Linked DNA regions of Mus musculus: all the other regions are linked to region 2. The links are chromatin loops, found by intact Hi-C in ENCODE. Cell type or tissue: gastrocnemius. All regions are shown on one strand. Links, peaks and the distances in the headings refer to the core of each region. The heading gives the core; the rest is flanking DNA. Region 1 overlaps Tmod2 (tropomodulin 2). Region 2 has its middle 14 kb from the start of Bcl2l10. Region 3 overlaps Tmod3 (tropomodulin 3). Region 4 holds the start of Leo1 (Leo1, Paf1/RNA polymerase II complex component).

Region 1 (5,821 bases), core at 299-5,298, 220 kb before region 2:
CATCCTGACTGCAGGCTCCCTTCCCTTTGCCCCTCCCAGCTCTACTGCCTCTCCATTTCCCTTCAGAAAAGAGTGCTCCTCCAGGGTTATCAAGTGAACCCGACATAACAAGATGCACACCAAAACGAGGCACAGTGCTCATGTCAAGGCTGGATGAGGCAACCCAGGAGGAGGGAAAGGGTCCAGCAAGCAGGCAAAAAGAGCCAGAGAGACACCCCCCCCCCAACTGTTAGGAATCTCACAAAAATCTCAAGCTAAACAACCACAGCATATATGCAGAGGGCCTGACGCAGATTCTCATGCAGCCCTGCTTAGTTGATTCTGTAGGCCGTGTTCTCCTGGTGCCGTGGCTCCTACAGTCTTTCCTCTGTGGGGTCTCCCAAGCTCTGCTTAATGTTTGGCTGTGGGTCCCTGTCTCTGCATCTGCCCCCATCAGCTGCCAGAGAAAGCCTCTTGTCTCTCTGATAAAGGTTGGGCTGTGATCTGTGAGTACAACAGAATATCATTAGAAATCATTTCACTGGCTTGTTTTTTTTTTTTTTCTTGCCAGTCATGTTTGGTTCTACCCTAGATCTGGGCCATCCAGCTTCCAGTTTGTGGCTATCTAGGCAGTTTTGGGCACGGCTCCCTCGCCTGGTGTGGGCCTCAAGTTAGACCAGCCATTAGTTGGCCACTCCCACAAGCTCTGAGCCACCATTGCCCCAGCACATCTTTCAGGCAGGACAGGTTATAACAGGTCAAAGGTTTGTGGCTGAATTGGTGTCCCAGTCTCACCACTGCAAGCCTTGCCTAGTTACAGATGGCTGGTTCAGGCTCTGTATCCTCCATTACTGTGAGTCCTTGCTAGGGTCACTATCTTAGTTAGGGGTTTACTGCTGTGAACAGACACCATGACCAAGGCAACTCTTAGAAAAACACATTTAGTTGGGGCTGGCTTACAGGTTCAGAGGTTCAGTCCATTATCATCAAGGGGGGAGCATTGCAGCATCCAGGCAGGCATGGTGCAGGAGGAGCTGAGAATTCTACATCTTCACCTGAAGGCTGCTAACAGAATACTGACTTCCAGGCAGCTAAGATGAGGGTCTTAAAGCCCATTCCCAGTGACACACCTACTCCAGCAAGGCCACACCCTCTCCAACAAGGCCACACCTACTCCAACAGGGCCACACGGTCTAATAGTGCCACTCCCTGAGCCAAGCATATACAAGCCATCACAGTCACCCTCATAGGTTCTAGGAAGTTTCCACTGTAACAGTTTCCACTGTTTCCAATTTCCACATTGCCCCCAGTTCCAGTTATCTCTCCCCTTACTCTTTCTCTCCATCCCTCACCCCGACCTGATCCCTCCTGTTTCTAACTATGTGTATAGGTGTCCTATGTGAGTACATGCGCATGAGTGAAGTTGCCTGGGGAGGTCAAGGACGATAGTGGATCCTGGAGCTGGAATTACAGGCAGTTGTGAGCTAATCAGCTTGGATGCTAGGAACTGAATTCAGGTCCTCTGCAAGAGTAGCAAAGTACTGTTCACTGATGAGCCATCTCTCCAGCCCCGATTATATTATGTTTATAGAATGTGCATTATGTGTTACGTCATTGGCTACTGGAATTTCATGATCTCACTTGCTCGTCAGTGAGAGTTGAGATTTAGTTGCTGTGGTCGATCAGCTTAGCCATCATGCAGCCAGGCTCATGCCCAGTGCTGTCCTTTGCTGCTTGCTGCTTACATCTACAGTGACAGGTGATTTGTGTATGTGATTTGTAAGAAAGAGCCCACATATATACCCAAGCATGGAAGACACTCATAAAATACAATTAACAAATCTAAACATAAAAAGAAAAGAATACAAACACATGTATTAGCTCATACCTTGAGTCCAAAGGATCCGCTCCCAGCATGGCACTTCCATGTGGCTGTGTGCAAGAGACCTCGCTTTGTAGAGGTGGAAGCAGGGAATCACCGTGAGTTCAGGAGAGCTTTGACAACCTGGTGAAATTGAGGCCAGATTGAAGCCGGCCTGGGTTCCAGGAGACCCAGTTAAGATCCATCCAGTGTTCACTGAGGATGTTATAGTAAGAGACAAACACTGACCACATGTTGGCAGCATAGGTGGTTAGCCCCGAGTGGTGATGGAATTGTAGGAAAGGAAAAATGTGAAGCTGCCTAGGAGAACTCATAAACCAAAGAGGAAATCATTCAGGCGGCTCTTCAGAGGTGGAGAAGACGACAACAGGTGTTTTCAGACCAAGGAGAAAAGCATATCTGAAGGGTATGTGTGTGAGAGACGATGATTGTTAGCCTGCCCTAGGATATAGGGCAGAAGGGGGGAAAAGGAAAATCTTTTGAGTTACATTCCCTTATTGGGCACTAGGAGGCGCTGTTCTCTCAGAATAGCTTAGTTATCACACATGGACTTAAAAAAAATTTTTTTTAAAGATGTGTAATCAGCCATCTAAATACAGGTTATAGTCAAAAGTTGCAGGGGGCTTGCTGATGGTGGAGCTCAGTAGCAGAGCGCATGCTTAGGACATTGAGACCTTGGGTCCAATCAAAACTGAAAACAACTGAGGGTGAGTGGGAGCGCAGTGTGAATGGTTTCTAACTAACCCTGTTTTCTGTGCTTAGAACATTCCAATTCCAACCCTGAAGGAATTTGCAAAGTCTCTGGAGACCAACACCCATGTGAAGAAGTTCAGCCTGGCTGCAACCCGCAGCAATGACCCTGTGGCCCTTGTAAGTGAGACTTGAAACACAATATGACGTCATTTAATTCCCTGGCAACTCTTTATTTTTAGTTTTTTTTTCTTATTGTTTAAGATTAGCTTTCTGTTGTTTTGAGATAGGAGTCTTGCTGTGTAGCCTGCATTTTGAACCCACCATGGATCTTGGACTAATCTTGAATTCCCAGTAATCCTCTTGCCTCAGCTTGCCTAGTGCTAAAATTTCAGGCATGAAATCACCATTCCTCGATAATTTATTTTATCAATTGAAAGTCTTAGATCTGGTCAACTTAATCTAACAAATTTACGGTCCTGAGGCACAGGCTAAGAACCTACACTACAGACGCATTGGTTTAAGTGGATTCTTGACAGCGCTGTGCTTTCCAAACAAGACAGGCGTCTTGGCATTTAACTAAATAAATATTTAGAGTTTGTTCTGTGTTGAGAAAAACGATTCTGCAACTTTCCCTCCTACAGTAACTTTCTGTAACCGTCATTAGATATTATGATGCCTCCCCCAAACTTGCTTGAACTTGGCACATATAAAAACGTCAGAGTGTGTTTTGTCTTAATCTGTATGTGCATTAATAAGCCAAGCATACTGTAAACAACCAAAAATAGTGAAACATTCCATTTGACATTCAGTTAATGCGAGTATGGAAATAAAAGTAATAACCAAACCTTTGTCCTTTTATGCATTTGGGGTAATCTAGCCAAACAAGAAAGCTACTTAGCCTAAGTAAATACTGTCCCCACCGTAGCCATCACCGCTTCCTCTTGTCTGCTTTGCTTATTTTAAGCCACTCTTCTAGGGACTCGGTGACTACAGTTCTGAGCGCTAAGCTTTGAAAGCTTACCTCACCCAGTCATCCCTTAGTGCTCCAAATACGTGCTGTTGTTAGTTCCTGCAATAACGTAAGAGGTTAGATTATCCCAGGCGTGGCAAGTAATGACAGAGCCAAGAATCACCACCAGGTCGTTCTAGTTCCATTACACTAAATTTACACACACAGCCCTGCTGTTGTTGATAGGGTCTCCGGGAATCAACCTGAGAGTTTACAACACCAGCCGCTGGCTCTCAAATCAAACTAGAAAAACAAAGGTCCTGACACAGTGGTTCGATTTAAAGTAACAGTCTTGGGCTGGAGAGAAGGCTTAGCGGTTAAGAGTGCTTGCAGCTTTTCCAGAGGACCTGAGATGATACAAAGTATCCACTTCAGACAACTCGCAGTTGCTTATAACTCAGGCTCCAGGGAATCTAATGCTCTCTTCCAGCATCCTTGGCACCTCATCCTTGTATGAGGTCACATACATGAAGCACAGACATACCTTCAGACAAAACACCCATATGCATAAAATAAAAATAAAGTCTAAAAAATAAAAGTATATAGAGATATGTCTGGGCGTGTAGATATAACTTAGAACTGTAATGAGGTATTCTACATTCTTTTATTCATATTCCATCTTTGAAACCTGTGGGGTGTTTTATATTTATAGCTCATCAGTTCAAACTACTACTGGTTTTCTTCCTTTTTTTTTAAGAATTACTTATTTATTTTATGTTCATGAGTACACTGTCTCTGTCTTCAGACACACCAGAAGAGGGCATCGGATTTCATTACAGATGGTTGGGAGCCACCATGTGGTTGCTGGGAATTGAACTCAGGACCTCTAGAAGAGCAGTCAGTGCTCTTAACCACTGAACCATCTCTCCAACCCACTAGCTGGTTTACTAAGGCTTAGTAGCTACATTTCTTGTGACTACCATGTATGTTGGGTTCTGTTTATTAGATTTAAAAGAATTATTTTAATTTTTAATTAAGTGTGTGTGTGTGTGTGTGAGAGAGAGAGAGAGAGAGAGAGAGAGAGAGAGAGAGAGAGAGAGTTAGTTCAGCATCCTTGAAGCCCAGAAGAGGGTATGTGGACTCCTGGAGCTGGAGTTGCAGGTGGTTGTGAGCCGCCTGAGGTGGGTGCTGGGAGTTGAACTTGGCTCTTCTCCAATATCAGCATGTACTCTGAACTGCTGAGCCATCTTTCTAGCCCCAGGAAATTACAGTTTTATATAATCCCATAGAGTGCAGAAAGCAAATCTTGAGACATGTATTTCTACTCTAATCATTTCTATAGCATGGAGGGAACCACCTCTGTGTTTTTCTGACACTACTATCCCAGCACATGGAATAGATGCTCAGATATTTGCTGAACCGAAGTGAACCAGAGTGAATAACTCCAAGTTGTGTTTGGCTGCATGGGCTCCATTTCGTCCCATTTGAGAAAAAGTGTTTTCTTTTCTGAAGTTTAAGATAAAGCGGCACGATCTTGCCTGCCTGCCAGGAGGTTGTGCAAGTTTTTATAAAGAACTAATTGCTCTGAAGTTTCTTTATTCTGGGACGGAAAGTTAAGGCCAAAGCTTGGTGTGTCCAATGAGGAAAGGCTTGCTGCACTCCCATCCCATGCTCTGATTAACATGGGTGCATTTAATTTTAAGATCAAGTGTTAAACGGAGCATGGTGGCCTATGTCTCTAATCCCATCACTTGGGAAACAGAGGCAGGGGAATATCTGAGTTCAAGGCCAGCCTAGTCTACAGATAGTTCCAGCATAGCCAGGGCTACACAGAGAATCTTTGCCTCAAAACTAACAGACAGCAATGAAGAACAACTATTGAATAAATGTACCTTGAGTTGCATCGTGTGCCATTCCATCAGCCTATGTCCCTGTGCGTTCGGCTCTAACACCTGTCAACACACAGGATGTCCATTCTGTCCCAGTGACTCTCAGCTCAGGAGTGCTTTTCCTCCCAGGGCTCCCTGGCAGTGGCTGGAGGTGTTTGGAGCTATGATGAGGACGTATGCTACTGGTATTTGTAAGGTCTCAGAATTCTGAGAGGCTGCTCATAGGACACCCACGGCAAAGAAGTCACCAGGCCCAGATCTTAGCCATGCAGAGGTTGAGAAACCTGCCTGTCTCCTGTGGAATTCCTTCTCTTCCTTCTTCCTGTCTTAACTGCCATGAAGATAAATTAAGATCGTTTAGGGCTACTCCCTAGAAGCAATCAGTATTAGCAATTTGTTTTTCATTCTCCCACTTATTGTCTTTATGAC
Region 2 (5,821 bases), core at 217-5,216:
GGAAAGTAGACATCAAAGCCACTAGGACCTCATGTTTTATATCCAGTGGGGAGGATATAGGTAGGAAGACAGGCAAGTGCTGGAGAGAATATGGAGAAATTGTAACCCTTGCTCCAATGCAGAGTGTCCAGAAGAGTGTAAGAGGGTGCTCTAGCATGTGTGTGGAAATCAGGGGACAACTTTTGGGAGTTGGTTTTTCTCCCTCCGCTATGTGGTTTCTGGTTATGGAACTTCAGGCTTGGCAGCAGGAGCCCTTAACCACTGAGCAATCTCACTGGCGTGGGCCTGATGTTTTGTGGGAAGTTTTGAAACCAGTTAGTTATTAGCAGGTTGATTTTTTTTGTGTCTGAAGCTAAGGCAGACTTCTGACTTGGTTTGTTCCTAAGGGCGGGTAGGTAACCAAGAATTCTAACACTACTTTTTTTTCCCAAAGATTTATTTATTTATTATATGTAAATACATGTACACTGTAGCTGTTTTTAGACACTCCAGAAGAGGGTGTCACATCTTGTTATGGACGGTTGTGAGCCACCATGGGGTCTGAACTCAGGACCTTCAGAAGAGCAGTCAGTGCTCTTAACTGCTGAGTCATCTCTCCAGCCCCGCTAATGAAATTCTTAAGAGTAAAGAAGTTGCCGGGCAGTGGTGGTGCAGGCCTTTAATTCCAGCACTTGGGAGGCAGGGCAGGTGGATTTCTGGTCTACAGAGTGAGAAACCCTGTGCCTGCGTCCGGATAGCACCTGGCGTCCTAACACTACTTACTAAATAATCCAGTGTTCCTCACCATTGTAAATGCGTGCACACACATTGGTAGTTTTGCTCCTGACTTTACTCCTGACAAGGCATAAAGGCTATTTGCTTTATCAGAGGCCCACATGCCATAGCCTTGAGAAATTCTTCATCTTCTTGGCAAGTGAAGTTTGGAAAGAGGGGACCAGGACAGGGACTGTGACTTTCCTACCATCGTTGTTCAGGCTGAGCTGAGGTCTGCATGAGACCTCCACACACTCTCCATTCTCTGCTCACAGGGCTGGGAGCACATCCTTGCACACTCAGTGCCCAGCATAGCTCAGGGAACCAAGCCTCACCCATTTCTCTGGTCTGCTCTTACTCTGGTGTGTCTCCAGACTTTGGAGTCTCCCTTGCCCCACTGGGCCTATCCGTTTCCTGCCTCTCCCTGGATTCATCGTGCTCCCAGACCTTGGACTTGACCTTATTTTAGTGTCTATCTCTCAGCCCTTGAGAACAGTGAGTCCTGAACCTCGCTGGGATCCAGGACATTATCCTGTCAACAGCTCTCAGCCCTCCAGCTCATGTCTCTGCTTATCCCCGAACAATATGTTCTCCCCTCCCACAGTTGCTCACGATATGGTCTGGACATGTCTCCCCTGGCCTCAACACCCTGGAGATGTGATCCTATGCTCACCCCTGAAGCACCCCTTTCTCTTGTGACTAGTAAGTAAGACAAAAGCTTCCAAAGCCATGGGAATGCCTGGGAGCAGGAGGGAAGTGCGTTGAAAGGGGCCGGGATAGCCACACAGGGCAGCTACATGCAGAGACCAGAGGAGGCACAGGCTTACAGTGTGACTTTGGGTCAGGTTAATCAAGAAAATGCCCCACAGCCTTGCCCACAGGCCAATCTGATGGAGGCATTGTCTCAACTGGCCTTAGCTTGTATCAAGTTCAAAAAAAAAAAAAAAAAAAAAAAAAACCTCTAACCAGAACAACTGGACCACATAAAAGATAACTGATGACTTCATTGGGTATCTATGATTGGCAGGTACTTCAGGGGCTTCATAATGCCCTTCAGATAAAGTATCTTTGCCTCGGCATTGTCTGCCTGCCCATGCACTTAGCCCTGGCTCCATCCACACAGAAGGATTTCATAGGTGATGCCATATTTTCTCTTGTGTTCCCTCTGCCTGGGCTTCTTCACCCTTCAGGTTCCCCTCTGCCCTTCTTCACAAGCTCGATTGCCACTTCTGGCAGGAAGTCCTCTCTGACACGCTGGGCTTGGTGGCTCTTCCTATCTTCTCATGGCATCTATGTATAGTATAAGTTTGGCTACCCCCCAGTCCTCTGGTCAGGTCTTACTCCATTTTTCTTGCACAACTGCCAAGAAGCTAGTGGTTACCACACAGTTGGTGTTTACCCAGCCTCCAGCTGCCCACATACATAGATACTAACAGGCCAAGTGTCGCGCCATGAGCCCAGACATCTCTTGGGGCTTTCTGTAGGCCATGCTTAACAGTAGTGTAATTCCCTGGCCTCTGCATCTCTCCTGAGGTAATCCTGTATCAGATGTCTCCTCTGTCTCCTCATCTCTCAGGTGTGCACACCGGGAAGGGTAGCTGTGAGGCTGGCTCTTCTGGTTAGATTGCTAACCTTCCAAGGGTAGGCACCTGCCTTCTCCCTGGCTAGCTGGGCCCAACTCTTGCTGTAGTTTTACTGATTTTAGGGAAAATGGGCTTTTATACTTTTAGTAACCAGTGAGACAGGCATTGGATATCAAAAGCTTTCGAACCACTCTTACTAAAGTTAGGTGTGTCCGGCAATTATGCAAGATTCACCCTTCACACTGTACAGCTCCTCTGTCCCATTTGAAGGCCAGGCGCCCCCTGGTGGAAGAACACAGTCTGTTCTGAAAAAAACCAGGCAAACTACACCTGGCAGGGAGGCTTTCCGGGGACCACAAGGCTGATTACCGTTTTAATATGTGTAATAATATATATCATCTTGTTCCTGATAATAAACTGTGCTTTCTCACATCATAGAATTTAGCAATTGTAGTGAATTATGATAAGGGTCAATAAAGAAGTCACCACAATTCCCACCCTATACAGAGCCAAGCATGGAATTTTTAGTGTATTTTTTTCCCCAGTTCTTACTTTCTCATGTGTGTGTCTGTCTCTGTATGTGTGTGTCTTGGTGTGTGTATATGTATGTATGTGTCTCTGTGTATGTGCACATATGTGTTTCTCTCTTGTGTATATGTGTCTGTATTTCTGTATATGTTTATGTGCGTATCTGTTTTTCTGTGTATATGTGTGCATGTATGTATCTTTGTCTCTGTGTGTATATGTGTATGTATGTATATGTATTTGTATATGTATGTATATATATGAATGTATGTGTATGCAGATACATGTGTGTATATCTGTGTATGTATATATATATATATATGTGAATGTATGTGCATGTGTATGTGTATGTATGTGTATTCATATGTGTATTTGTGTTCATATGTGTATATATATGTATATATATATGATTGTATGTGTGTATATGTATGTGTATGCATATGTGTGTGTGTGCCAGAGATAGAGGTCATGTTCCTTGCCCTCTCACTTTGTTTATAAGGCAGGCTCTCACTGCCCTGGACCTTGCTGATTTGACTAGACTGACTGGCTGCAAGTCTCAAGGCTCCTCTGTCTCCACCTCCTCAGGGCTGAGATGACAGGCATACAAACTCAGGTTCTCCTGCTTGCAAGGCCAGCCCTTTAATGACTGGGTTATCACTCCAACCCCTTGGTTCTTTTTCTATGAAAATACAAGAAGTTGGCTGTACACTACTCTATTGCAAGGTGTACACCACCCTCTTGCAATGCACTCAATAAAATAGTCTCAAAGGAAATACAGGAAATATACAAGCAATTCACATAGGTGTCTGAATGCAGCACCGACATTAACCTACAAGTTTAAAGTTGAGATGACTCCTCCATGGACCACTGAGCCGATGGCCTGGAAGCCTGTTGCCCCAGTTGGTCTGAAACTTGCCCTCACCTGCCTTAGAGCATCTACTGCTGTGACAAAACACCATGACCATAAACAAATCAAGGAAAGGGGTTTATTTTAGTTGTAGTGTAACTACAACTCTCAGGTCATATTCTATCACAGGGGGAAGTCAGGGCAGGATCCTGGAGGCAGGAGCTGGAGCAGAGACTGGAGGGATGCTGCTTTCTGACCTGCTTCTCCTTGATTGCTCAGCCGGCTTTCTCATGCTACTCAGAATCTCCTTGCTAGGGTTGGTTGGCTCCACCCATAGTGAACTGGACACATCAGTCACCCATCAAGAAAACTGGCTTGCCCACAGGCTAGTCTAGAGGGAGCATCTTCTCAGTTGAGATACCCTCTTCCTAAATGACCCTAGATTGTGCCAAGTGCATGTCTGCATCCTTGTGCTGTGGCTTTTCATTTTTACCGTACTAACTGCCTTCCCTACCATCCGCCTTCCTTATTGCCTGAGTTAATTGTGTCTTGAGGGCAGTGGGCTAACGGGTAAATAGATGCTGACCGCTCTGCCTGGTATACTGTATATCCTGCTTAGAATCTTTATTCTGAATGAAGACAACACCAAATGGGGCTTACTGTATTTAAGAATCTTCAAAGGTCTCAGAGAGCCTGCGAACTCTAAAATGGGCCTGTTACCTCAAACAACGAACGGCTAGTTGCCAGCAGCCGTTCCCATCTAGGGACACTGGCGGGTTCTAGTCTGGGTCATAGATTTATAGTGTGAACCTGGCAGGACTGGTCACACCGGCAATAAGCTGTAGAATGGCACATGGTTCTAACCACCAAGGAGCTTTCAGGAGAAGCTGGGCTGCTTATGTAGAAATGAGAAATGAAGCTATAGTCAATCTGAGAGTGGCCATAACGTTCACAACGGTTGAAGCACAATGAAAGGCATGTGACAAGTCACCTCTATTTTTCATAAGTTTGTATTTTGTCCGTGATAAAGTGTGACAAAGTAAGATGTCGCTGTACCCACTTTCATCCCGTGCAGGGGATGGAGGTTGATCACACTTTTAAATGGCAGCATGGGACTGAAGTGTCCCCAGGGATCTACTTCACACTGTGTTAAGTATGTTTTTAAAAATTTTTTATGTAGGCTGGGAGTTTATAAGTTTGAGCATGGGCTGGAAAGATGGCTTAGTGGGTAAGAGCACTGACTGCTCTTCAGAAGGTCCTGGAGTTCAAATCTCAGCCGGAGCAAGTAGGGATTGAGCAAGCGAGCAGAAGTCCTAAAAATTCAATTCCCAACAACCACATGAAAGCTCACAACCATTTATATAGCTACAGTGTACTCACATACATAAAAATAAATAAATAAATAATATTTTAAGAAAAAGTTTGAGCATAAAGAATTTTGAATCATAAAATCAAACTGCAAGGACCTATTATATAAATGTAAACGGATAAGCCTGCTGGTTAATCTTCACTGTCAACTTGACTGGATTTGGAGTTGCCTAGGCGACAGCTCTGGGGATGTCGATGACCGTGTTTCCATCATGCATGCGGATGGCATCATCTCATGAGCCAGGATCCCAAATGCTATATATTTTTGAGATGGGGAGGAGGGGTGTCTTACTATGTAGCCTTGGCTAGCCCAGAACTTGCTATGTAGACCAGGCTAACCTCAAACTCAACAGAAGTCTGTCTGTCTCTGCCACACAAGAGCTGGGATTAAAGATATGCACCATCATACCCAGCCAAAATTATCTTATGTGTATGAGTGTCTCAACTGTATGTATGTTTCTGCATCATGTGTGCCTATGGAAGCAGTTCTAGGATCCCCTAGAACTGGAGTTACTGATGGTTGTAAGTCATCATGTAGGTACTGGGAATCGAACCCTGGTCCCTAGGAAGAACAGCTAGTGCTCTTGCCTGCAGAGTCCTCTCTCTAGCTTATCTAGATGGATAAAAGCAGGGAGGAGGGGTAGCTAACAGCACACCAGCACTGATCTCTTGTCTACTTACTGGCTCAGCGGTTAAGGCACTGGATGCTCTTCCAGAGGTCCAGAGTTCAATTCCCAGCAACCAC
Region 3 (5,821 bases), core at 290-5,289, 150 kb before region 2:
GTGCCATCATGTGGCATCATGATCCACCTAGGGATTAGGTCACTGCCCTCATGATCCAGTCACTAATAGTGACTGGATTACCTATCTCCTGGGAGACAGGACTTCTGTCCAGGAACTTTTGAGGTACTTCACAGCTAAGCTATAAGAACCGAAACAACAGAATAAACCATAACTGACTAGTATCTGCTGTACTGGTTAACACAGACATCACACTAGATGTTTCTATTGCGCACTTGAAATATAGCTGAATTTTTAATCAAATAGCCACAACTATGGCATTGAATGTAGTGAATAATATAATAGCAATAGAGACAGAGTCTGTCTTTAGTGCTGGGGAGGGCACTGAGTACAAGGAAAGTGGAGAGGAAAAACTCCCCAAGGCTTGCTGTCAGCTGGGAGAGACTGGGGGAAGGGCAGCAGAGCTACAACTTTTCCCAGGCCATCCTCCTGCCATAGAGCGGAAAGCAGATGAGGTAAGCAAGGGTCAAGTTATCCTCCAGGGCACAAAGAGCCAGGTGTGGGGGGTGGAAAACAGCTGCCTGTTCCCTAGAGACTTTCAGTCAGGACTATGTGTCAGGGGCAGGGGTCACGGGAAAGTATGCAGCTTCTCCAAAATCCCTGAGTCCTTGACAGGAAGGAAGCTCCTGGTATGTTCTCAAAGTGGCTCAGCACTCAGGAGGCAGAGGCAAGAGCATCTCTGTGCGTTGAAGGTCAGCCTAGTCTACATGGTGAGTTCCAGGGTAGCCAGAGGTACAAAGAGAGACCTTTCTCAAACAAAGAAAAAAAATCAATAATAATAGTAAATCTTTAATTATAAAAAATAACCAAGGAATCTAATGGAAAAGCATATAGAAGCATAATATAAAGAGGTGGGAAGGTTTAGACAGAGATGTGAGATAAGGGGTTTTTTCTTTCTTTTGAGATAAGAGCTCTCATAAGCTCAGGGTAACCTTGAACTCCTGTGCTACTTGCATCTCCCTCCCTCACAGCTGTGTCCTCACAGCCAGTGTTCTTGCCTCAGAGGAACAGTTGTTGAGTTTTAGGACACCCCTTGGGATATAGAGACATTTCCCTGCGATTAAATTAGAACTTGAGTATCTAGAATTGTCTCTGCTGTTCCTCAAGTCACTATTAACAGTTTGTAGTAAGAAATTGGATGCCTTTTTCATTTTTATACATTTTAGGATTTCGGGTGTGTGTGTATGTGTGGTGTGTGTGTGTGTGTGTGTGTGTAGTGTGTGTGTGTGTGTGTGTGTGTAGTGTAGTGTGTCTGTGTGGCTGGTTTGGAGCTCACTGCCATTCTTTCTGCTTTAAGTACCCGGTGCTTTAATGATTACTCAGCCAGCTTCATTTAAATATTGATTCAGAATCTGTGAAATAACTCATAATTTCTCCACAAAAGAACTGGGCATTGTGCACTCAGGAGGCTGAAATGAAAGGATTATGGGTCCAAGGCCAGCCTGAGCCACAGAGTGAAATTCTATCTCAGAACTGAAAACAAAAGTAGCCATTTTTATTTTCAGAGATGGGAAGCTTTTTCAGTTATTCTTGCTTTCTAGCGTGTGTAGCCAATATATTGCTGTAGATGTTGGTTTTTGTTGTTGTTGTTGTTTTGTTTTGTTTTGTTTTGTTTTTTCTAGACAGGGTTTCTCTTTGTAGCCCTGGCTGTCCTGGAACTCACTTTGTAGACCAGGCTGGCCTCGAACTCAGAAATCCGCCTGCCTCTGCCTCCCAAGTGCTGGGATTAAAGGCATGAGTCACCATTGCCCAGTTAGGTGTTGGTTTTGACCTGCTTGTCTATTTCAGTTGCACGTGCCTTACCTGTGTGAGGGGGCAAAGATGGCACTGATTTAGTGACAGCAGTGATAAGTAACAAATGCTTTTGTTTTTCAGGGAAAATTTTTATCCCCAAACAGAAGCCAGCGCAGACTCTTACAGAAGAAACTATATCCCTCGACCCAGAGTTAGAAGAAGCTTTGACAAGTGCTTCAGACACAGAGCTGTGCGACCTTGCAGGTATCTCCCAAGGCGGGGGTGCTGGGGAGGAGGGGTTTGAATGAGAATGGCATGGGGCAGGCAATACAGGGCCCATCTCCATGCATTAGACAAAAGCCTGCTCTGTACAATAAATCTAACAGTTGGATTCTTTTACATACTCTATGGTGAAATTTTATAGTGGTAAAATGTCTTACTTGATGACATTCCTATGTTGCTGTGTTTTAGTCTTTCTAGCAACAACAAAAGCTCTTCCATCAGCTGTGAGCCTGTGCAGACTAAGCACTAGGAACAGCCTTCGGGGTCACCTTCTGCCCTGCTTTATGGAGAGTAAATAGAAACCAGGATCTGTAGTCACTTCCCCAACTCCGCTGAATGACAAGGAACACTGCAGACTTCTGTATCCCCGTGGCCAGTTTCTTATCCAGGCCACTCTCCCCACTTACTATGCAAATACCCGTTTTCCTGGGTGAATATGTGACGTGTAGGAAGGCCCTCATACCCCATAGCCCAATGGCGTGTTTGAAAGTAGAGTGGAGGTTCCTGGGAAGAACCTTGGAAGGCGGCAGAGAGCGTGTGTTGTCACAACTCCAGAAGGTGGTGTACTCCTTACGGAGCAGAGCACTGGGGGGCTTTGTAAATAGAAGCCTCATCAGAGAGCATATCAAAGAATTTGAATGCTTCTGCCAATGCCGCTTTATTCTAAATGAAAGAACTTAACAGCACTTACCGTAGTCACATGTGCCATCATGCCCGGCCTTCTGCTCTGTCTTTGTATATATAGTGTTATGTTCCTGCAACCCTAGACAGTGAACAGTAAGAGCATCTTTTCACTTTCCTCTCTTAGCCACCAGGTGGAGCTAAGCGCAGGTTTTCCTTTAAGGCCAGCCTGCCTCACTCACCCTGTAGTCTAACTTAAAAGATGCTAGGAAATAACAAAGGATTGGTGAGACTAGATGAGAGGTTGTCGGTGATTTCTGACCACTACCTCATTCCTTCCTCCTGTTTGGGGATGTAGTGTCCATTTTCAGTTTAGTAGGGAAGTGTCTGAAGAATGTTAAAATACTTAAAGTTTTTGTTGGCAAACTGGGTGCTGTGCTCACCTATAGTCACAGCTACCTGGAAGGCTTTGGCCCAGGAGTTAGAGGCCTGCCTGAGACACAGCAAGGCCCCATGTAAAAACAAAGAGGTTTTGAGCAGGTAGAAGTGGAAATCTAACGCTCTTCTGTCTCTGCAGCTATTCTTGGGATGCACAATCTGATTGCAGACACACCGTTCTGTGATGTGCTGGGAAGTAGTAACGGTGTCAACCAAGAGCGTTTTCCCAGTGAGTAACTGAAATGCCTTGTGGATTCTAATCCTTTGCTTCCTCCATGTGTTAACTTTGGTAGTTATTATGCCAGATATCCAAATATTATATATACATGTGTTAAGATATTACTACCAAGAAAGCCATTAAGATTTAGTCAGGTGTTGTGATTCATGTTTATATTCTCAAAATTAAGAATGCTTCCCGAGCCAGGTGGTGGGAGCAAGGCACAACCTTAATCCTGACACTCAGTAGGCAGAGGCAGGTGGATCCTGAGTTTGAGGCCAACCTGGTCCACAAAGTGAACTCCAGGACAATAATATACAAACAAACCCTGTCTCAAAAAAAAAGAAAAGAAAACAGGAAGGAAGGAAGCTAGTTAGCTTCTTATTGTTCTGGAAGATGAAGTCCAGTCTACCTTTTTTAGCTTACTGTCACCTGTAACTCCAGCTCCAGGGATCCAGTGCCCATTCCAGGCCTCCAAGGTCCCCCACACATGTGGCATACACACATACATATAAAGTAAAATAAATATTTTAAAAATCAAATTTTAGAGCTAGAGAGATGGCTCAGCGATTAAGAACACTGACTGCTCTTCCAGATGTCCTGAATTCAATTCCCAGCAACTACATGGTGGCTCACAACCATCTGTAATGGGATCCAATATTCTCTTCTGGTGTGTGTGAAGACAGCTATAGTGTACTCATAATTTTTGTTTTTAGAATACTTAGTAATTTAGTCTTTTTGTTTGTTTTTGTTTGTTTTTGTTTTTAAACAGGGTCTCACTGTGTAGCCTTAACTGGTCTTTGTTTGTTTGTTTGTTCATTTTTTTGAGACAGGGTTTCTCTGTGTAGCCCTGGCTGTCCTGGAACTCACTCTGTAGACCAGGCTGGCCTCGAACTCAGAAATCCACCTGCCTCTGCTTCCCAAGTGCTGGGATTAAAGGCATGCACCACCACTGCCTGACAACCTTAGTTGGTCTTGAACCTCAGATCTGCCTCCTGAGTCCTGGCAGTGTGTAATGGGAACCATTTTTGCCACATAAATACTAATGACAAACAGTATAAAAGCTACACAAGTTTAGGGTTTTTAAATTTGCATTTTTTTAACAAGTTGTTTTTGCAGTGAGGATCCAACAAAGGACCTTAAACAAAGTACATGAACTTTCCACCACTGAACAGCCCCAGACCAGCCATACCTAGTTTTTGTTGACATTTTATTTTCATGTTGCTAGTTTTTAAGGAATGCATGGAAATTCTGACAAAGTTTCTTTTTTTAAATATAGGGTGTTTTAAAAAAAAAAAAAAACTCAAGGTAAATATTTGCTATTGTAACACATTTAAGTATGTCATAAATACACTACAGAGTAAATGTCTCAGAGCTGGAGAGATGGCTCAGCAGTTAAGAGTTTACTGCTTTTGTTTGAGGGTCAGGGTTCGGTTCCCAGCACCTACATGGTGGTTCACAACCACCTGTAACTTAAGTGTCAAGGGATCCGGTGCCCTTCTCTGTCCCCAATAGGCTCCTGAGTACATGTGATATACATATATTCAAGTAAGCACACATGTGAACTCAGAAATAATTTTTTTAAAAAGAAGTAAATGTTTATATTCAAAAGCATTAGGTAACCTACCACCCCCCTCAGCTGTTAACAAGTTGGTATATATCTTGTTCTATAATTCTGGCCATTTATATGCAAATGTATACATATTATGCATAAATTGTCTTTTTAGTGACATTTATGTATTTATTTTTAAGAATTTTAGTTAATACTGTTTACATTTCTGGGTTTTTTAATGGCTGTTTTGTCTATATGTATGTCAGTGCGCCCATGGTGGCCAGAAGTGGGTGTTGGTTTCCCCAGGACTGGAAGTGGTTGTGAGCTACTACGAGGGTGCTGGGAATCAAGCCCAGGTCCTCCACAAGAGCAGCTAGTGCTCTTACCTCTGAGCCATCTCTCCAGCATACAGCTTAATGTTTTAATAGTAGCTCTATTCCTAGGGCTGGTTTCTTTTCTTTCTTTTCTCTTTCTAACTTCTTACTATGGACTCGCTCTGTGCATTCGGTCACGTGTGGGTGGTCTCACCTAACACTCACAGCAGCCCTGTGAAAGAGGGATTGTGCTTGTTACTGTCCTCTGAGGGAGCAGTGAGGGGTCTGCAGACCTACTTCATTCAAACATTTGTATGCTTATCCCTTTTACAGTGTTCTGTAGTTTGGCTGTTTCCCTTGGATTTTAACTTTTTATCTTCAGAAATATTCATTTGTGAGAAAGAAGAAACCATCAGGTATTCATTACCTGACTTCAGCTATTTCATTACCATTACTACCTCTTCAGCTGCCCTCTCAGAGGCTTCATCTTTTTCTGAACTTCCTTACCTACCTACCTCCCTCCCTTCCGCCCTTCCCTCCCTTCCGCCCTTCCCTCCCTCCCCTTCTTCCTTCCTTCCTTGCATTTAGGGGTCAGTGGTCAATCTATATGAGTCTATTCTCTCTATCATGTGGGTCCCAAGAATC
Region 4 (5,821 bases), core at 582-5,581, 80 kb before region 2:
CCAACGCTCTCACTGTTCCAGAGACAAAGAAGGTTCAAGGACCAGAAGGTTCAGTTAGGACAACTTAGCAGACTTGCAGTAAGCAGGCACACTAGCTCAACCTCAGCAACCCAGGTAGCGGAAGCAAAAGGATCAGTTCATTCAAATAGGAGGCCACCCTGGGCTACACAGTAACTCCCAGGCCATCTTAGGCTACAGAGTGAGACCCTGTTTCAAAAAGCTGAACTAACTAAATAAACAAAGTAGAACTCTTCATGTTTTACCTCAGACCCCACCACTGCCTAGTTCTTAGACATGAAATAAAACAGTAAGCAGCCCTACATTCTGGTACAGGGAGCACTGCTTGGTTCAGAGTGACATCCCCGCCACTGTGATGAGAGCCCCCCCATCTCCTCCTCACTGCTGTCAACAGTTCTTTGTTACTGGGCGGTCCTGAATCACCTCTTTCATCTTGATCACTTTCTTGACCAGCAGGTAGTGGTCCCTGTACCCGAAATGCAGCAGGAAGAGAAAAGCAAACAGAGCAGAAGTATAGAAAAACAATTGTACACAGTCCCATCAGAGCACCACATATGCATTATGGAGTGAAGAATGTAGTGTTTTGGTTTGTTTACAAACCCCAGTTATGTCATATGAGTATGTTTTTGTTTAATCCCAGGTGTGGACTATGGGGCTGCTTCAGTTTGCCTGCAGCCATTAACCATGATTGTCTCCTGCTCTAGGAGGGGTGTGATTTTTGCCAGATAGTTTAACTCTGGGGACTCTGGGGAGGGTATAGACACAGAGCCCCGAGAGAGCAGAGGGCACTCTGGGAAAGCTGCTGCTCCTGATTGCTGCTGCGGTTTGTAAAGTAATCATGAACAAAGTGAGCAAAGAGATGAAAAGAAGAAGTTGTAGATATCCTGATGACAGAGACCGGATGGATCCAAGGACCAGTATGACCTTAATCAGTACAAAGTCGCCTACAGAGGTCTGCACCCCCTTTTCCCTCTTTCTCACCTTCTTTCTCTCCTACCTAATGCTGGGGGGGGGGGGAAGGGCGTGGAAAGGGACCAAAGTGGAGAAGGGTTGGAAGGGAGGTAGAGGTATAAGAACACAATCAAATAGTAATACAAATATGCCAACAGAAGAAGGTAATAGCTAAAGAAATAATGACCCAAATAGAACGAATCTAACATCCGAGAAGTTTAATTAATGCCACATTGAAAAACCTTAAGGAATCCACAGCTAAACATATCAAGTTGTCAAAAAAACAAAAACAAACCCTTGAGCCGGGTGTGGTGGTGCACACCTTTAATCCCAGAGGGAGACAGAGGCAGACAGTCTGAGTTCAAAGCAAGTTCCAGGACAGCTAGGGCTACATAGAGAAACCCTGTTTTGAAAAAACAAAAACAAAAAGAAAGTAAGAAAGCCCAAAGTAGATAATCAATAAAACCAGTAGTTTAAAACCAGTAGTTGGATTTTTTTTTCCTCCATTAAATAAGTTCTTGTAGTCTCAGTTGGCCTGCCTGCAACTGGTTATGTAGACCAAGCCTCAAACTTGTGCCAATCCTTCTGCCTATTGTCTTTTGAGTTTTAGGATTACAGAGATGTACCATCATGCCTGGCTAACAGTTCATTCTTTAAAAACATTAACAAAATTAAACCATTAGGCAGACTGTACAAGAAAAAAAAAAGCAAGACTCAAATTACTAAAGTCAAGAATGCAAGTGGGGATGACATTATAGACCTTACAGAGTCGATGATTATAAACCATAAACAATGCTAGAAACCTAGACATACTCCTTCTGAGGTCAAGAACAATATCTACTTCTGCAAGTCCCATTCGACATCATAAAGAGAGTACCAGCCATAGCAAGGTAAATAAATAGGCAAGAGAAAGAAACAGTACAACTATCTCTAATCACCATGGCATGGTTTCACATGTAGAAAACCCTAAAGGAGCCACAAAAACAATGACAGAAAACATATCAGCATCAGGATAGCATCAAGTCACAAGATCAACGTATAGCAGAAATAGAAAATAGGACGTAGTAGTACTAGCTGGAAGTGGAGGTACACATCTAACTAAGACCAGCACTCACTGAGGAAGTGGAATCGGGAGTATAAAGCCAACAAAGGCAACATACACAGCAGATCCAGTAGAAGAAAGAGGGGGAAAGAAAGGGAAGGAGGCACGCAGGCAGGTAAGCAGACAATCAGGCAGACCTACCAAGTTCTACCCTGTCACATCCGTAGCAACTTCAAGACTAAGAGCAGTTGTCAAAGACAGGACACCAGACCCTGAAAGTCAGTCTTGGAGAGTCCACTAACTCAATGGTAAAATGGAAGAAAACTGCCATGACCTTAAAAGAAGTTTTTAAAAGGGAAGAAAGGGGAGGGGAAGAAAGCGTAGAACTGCAATCATCTGTACACTCCACTTCCCTAAGCTATGGGTGGCTATGAGAAAGCACTACAGGTACATCTTACTAAACGACGCTTTCACCAGTGGATGCAAAAAAGCACTAAGCGTTAAGCACTAAGCTGGGGAGCGGGAACCTGTCTTCTCATGATTACATTCCCAACCCCTAGCAAGGTGGCCAGGAGATGATAGGGATCCTTGTTTACTGAATGAATGAAACGCTTCATGGAAAACATGGGAAGGTGTACACAGAATTGTGCCTCGAAGACACAGAGAATAAACTATGAGCAAAGCCGGGCACAGGAAGAGTTTAGTTCTCTGTACTTTTACTTAGTGCTCCCTCCACAACTGGAGTAATTACATACAAACTGGAGTTGGTGACGAATGGGGGGAGGGGCAAGGAAAATGACATGTATAGAAGTTAATTTGGGCCTGGGGGGGCTGCAAGAATTCTGAAGTTCATCTCGGATCTTTCCTCATTCTTCTATTCACATCTCAAATTCAGATATTCGTAGACCTGTGCCAGAAATGCCCCCCATGAACCATCATTCATTCATTCATCACCAAATCCTGTCACTCCTCTCCAAACACTCCACAAGTTTCCCCATTCTTACATCACAGACAAGGAAACTGGCTTTCCGCACAGGCTCTCCAAGGGCACCCATCGCCAGTGCGTAGTCCTTCTGTAGAACTCCAACCTGATCCCTCCCAGACCCTTCAGGGGCATCTACACTCTCCCATCAACTCGCCCTTTCACACGGGGCGTTACCGCGCCCGATGGGCAGTTGAACATGTCTCCACTCATTCACTGCCAGCCACCCTTTCAATTGGCCATGTATGCACGGAGGGGCGCAGGCCACACGTCCTCCCTTCTGCTCCCCCAGGAGTCCAGGCCGGTCCCTGATCCTCCAGGCACTGACTCCGCGGCGGTCTCCCCGGGAGAGGCGGGCACCGCCGGGCATGCAGGGGGCGCTGGGCAAGAGCTTGGGGACTTCGCGTTGCCCGGCGCCGCGCCTCCGGCCGAAAAGCAACCCGACGCCCCATGTGCCCATCCGCGGAGCTCGCCCGCCCGCCCGCCCGCCCGTCCGCCGCACCTTTGCGCTCGGCCTCGCTCTCAGCTTCGCTCCCGAAGAGGTCCTCCATGTCCGCCATAGCAGCTTGGTCCGCGGCCTTGGCTTGCTCGGCTCGAGCCTGCTTTACGGCCAGACCCGTCCAAACACGACGTGTCGTAAAGAGCCGCACAAAGACCTACTTTACTTTTGTGACCTAGTTTTCTCCAGCACTCGGCTGGCTCCGCCCCCACCCCCTCCACCCCCGCCCCGGTGTCTGCGCTCGCCCGCTACTCCGTTAGCCCGCTCGCACGCTGTGCGGAGCTTGGGATGCGGGTCAGACTTGTTTACGACCTGTCAGCTGCGGCCAGGTTTCTTAAAAATAGTTGAGGGTGGGTGTGGTCGCTCTGCTCTGGGGAGGCAGATCTCTGTGAATACCAGGCCAGGTTCGTCTACAAAGCGAGTTCCAGCCAGCCAGCCAGCATATGTCTACATACGTAGATCCTGTGGCAGAAGAATAAGAAATAAGTCATTGAGAGCTCTAGCCTGGAGTAGTTAGTGGTGCACGCCTGTAATCCAGCACTCTAGAAGCAAAGGGTCAGAAACCCAAATTCATCATCAACTGCATAGCAACTTCAAGAGCAGCGTGGGATCCTTGAGAACCCCCACCCTTAAAAAAAAAAAAAAAAAAAGGGCTGGTGAGATGGCTCAGTGGGTAAGAGCACCCGACTGCTCTTCCAAAGGTCTGGAGTTCAAATCCCAGCAACCACATGGTGGCTAACAACCATCTGTAATGAGATCTGACTCCCTCTTCTGGAGTGTCTGAAGACAGCTACAGTGTACTTACATACAATAAATAAATAAATCTTTAAAAAAAAAAAAAAAAAAAAAAAAAAAGACCTGGTGAGATCGCTTGTCGGTAAATGACTTGCCCTTAAAGACTAAAGATCTGTTTTCCGAAAATCCAGCACCTACTTAAACTCAGGCACGGCTTCCAACATCTGTAATCCCAGCTCTCAGGTCCAATAAAGGACCTTGTCTTAAAATACAGATGCTGGATGGTGGTGTCTAGGCCAGCCTGGTCTACATAGCGAGTTCCAGGACAGCAGGACAGCCAGGGCTATACATAGAGATTCTGTCTGGGGGAAAAAAAATAAAAAAAAGTAAGGTGCTGCCTGGTGGGGTGAAGAGCATTTCAAGAATACACTGGAAATCGGCCTTTGGCCTCTAGGCACATGGAAAGTAGCTCTGTACAGAGCTTGCCTATTATGAGTGAGGGTTCAAATTCAATCTGCACTGGGGAAAAATAAAAGATTTAGGACTAGAAATCCCAATATGGGAGGCTGAGGCAGGAAGACAACTGAGAATTTGAGGCCAGCTGGGGCCACAAAGACAGCCTGGATTACTAAGGATGAAGCTTTCAGTAGTATTAGGTTAGTTTCTGGCAGTATTTGCTCATTTCTGATCTCTTCTTTAAATTACATTTATTAAAATAAATTTATTTTTAATTTTATTTCTTTAAATGTGCATGGGTGCTTTACTTTGCATACATATCTGTGCACCACATGCATACCTGGTACCTGAAGATGTCAGAAAGGGGCATCAATCACATTACCTGGGACTGGAGTTAGAGACAGCTGTTACCTTCCATGTGAGTGCTATGAATCAAACCTGGGTCCTCTGGAAGAGCAACCAGTGCAACCCAGCCAGTGTTCATAACCACAGAGCCATCTCTCCAAGTCTCCATTTCTAAGCTTTTTTTAAAAAGATTATTTATTTTATGTATATGAGTACACTGTAGCTGTACAGATGGTTGTGAGTCATCATGGGGTTGCTGGGAATTGAAATCAGGACCTCTGCTTGCTCCTTCCCCACTTGCTCCAGTCCCACACACTGTAGCTGTCTTCAGACACACCAGAAGAGGGTGTCAGATCTCATTACAGGTGGTTGTGAGCCACTGTATCATGCTGGGATTTGAACTCAGGACCTCTGGAAGAGCAGTCAGTGTTCTTAACTACTGAGCCATCTCTCCAGCCTATCTCTAAGCTTTTTTGGTTTTAGAATTATAGATAAGGGATTATAGATCAACATACCTATAAGATGGATATGGTTCTCAACATGTGGGTTGCAACTTCCTTGACAAATCTTTCTCTCCAAAAATATTTATGAGTCACAATAGTAGCAAGAAAAAGTTATGAAGTAGCAACCAAAATAATTTTATGGTTGGGGGCCACCACACATGAGGAACTATATTAGAGGGTCAAAGCATTAGGGAGGTTGAGAACCACTGCTAGAAGATATATTCTACTATATTACTGTTTTTTATGTGTGAAAAATGGGAGGAAATAGACTGTGGCTGTTGATAGCCTAC

What was found. Hi-C counts contacts between places; a loop is a spot of excess contacts. Peaks named below come from ENCODE experiments on the same cell type or tissue, not always from the same donor. Only the 100,000 strongest peaks of a DNase experiment are listed, where the experiment ranks them.
Region 1: a loop joins it to region 2, with 5 times the contacts of the local background. A loop is called at or near these places in 6 of 42 quality-filtered maps.
Region 3: a loop joins it to region 2, with 7 times the contacts of the local background. A loop is called at or near these places in 9 of 42 quality-filtered maps.
Region 4: it touches region 2 in a loop (6-fold over the local background); 27 of 42 quality-filtered maps call a loop at or near these places.

Annotation. Positions count from the first base shown.
Region 1 is chr9:75,578,740-75,584,560 of GRCm38, reverse strand. It overlaps Tmod2 (tropomodulin 2), which reads left to right. Exons shown (of 10, transcript NM_016711.3): 7 at 2,624-2,731. Among named protein-coding and RNA genes, the nearest start is that of Tmod3, 22 kb to the right of the region's middle. In gastrocnemius, for the core only: a CTCF peak has its summit at 2,359 (motif pointing right); no DNase peak of the experiment used is centred there; H3K27ac peaks cover 732 bases.
Region 2 is chr9:75,358,684-75,364,504 of GRCm38, reverse strand. No RefSeq gene overlaps it. Among named protein-coding and RNA genes, the nearest start is that of Bcl2l10, 14 kb to the right of the region's middle. In gastrocnemius, for the core only: a CTCF peak has its summit at 2,620 (motif pointing left); a DNase peak (open chromatin) is centred at 2,614; H3K27ac peaks cover 311 bases.
Region 3 is chr9:75,512,668-75,518,488 of GRCm38, reverse strand. Tmod3 (tropomodulin 3) reads left to right here. Exons shown (of 10, transcript NM_016963.2): 4 at 1,894-2,016; 5 at 3,233-3,322. Among named protein-coding and RNA genes, the nearest start is that of Tmod3, 44 kb to the left of the region's middle. In gastrocnemius, for the core only: no CTCF peak of the experiment used is centred there; a DNase peak (open chromatin) is centred at 2,836.
Region 4 is chr9:75,439,310-75,445,130 of GRCm38, reverse strand. Leo1 (Leo1, Paf1/RNA polymerase II complex component) reads right to left here and starts at 3,607. Exons shown (of 12, transcript NM_001039522.1): 1 at 3,496-3,607. The coding sequence starts at 3,553. In gastrocnemius, for the core only: a CTCF peak has its summit at 3,369; a DNase peak (open chromatin) is centred at 3,643; H3K4me3 peaks cover 1,803 bases; H3K27ac peaks cover 1,644 bases.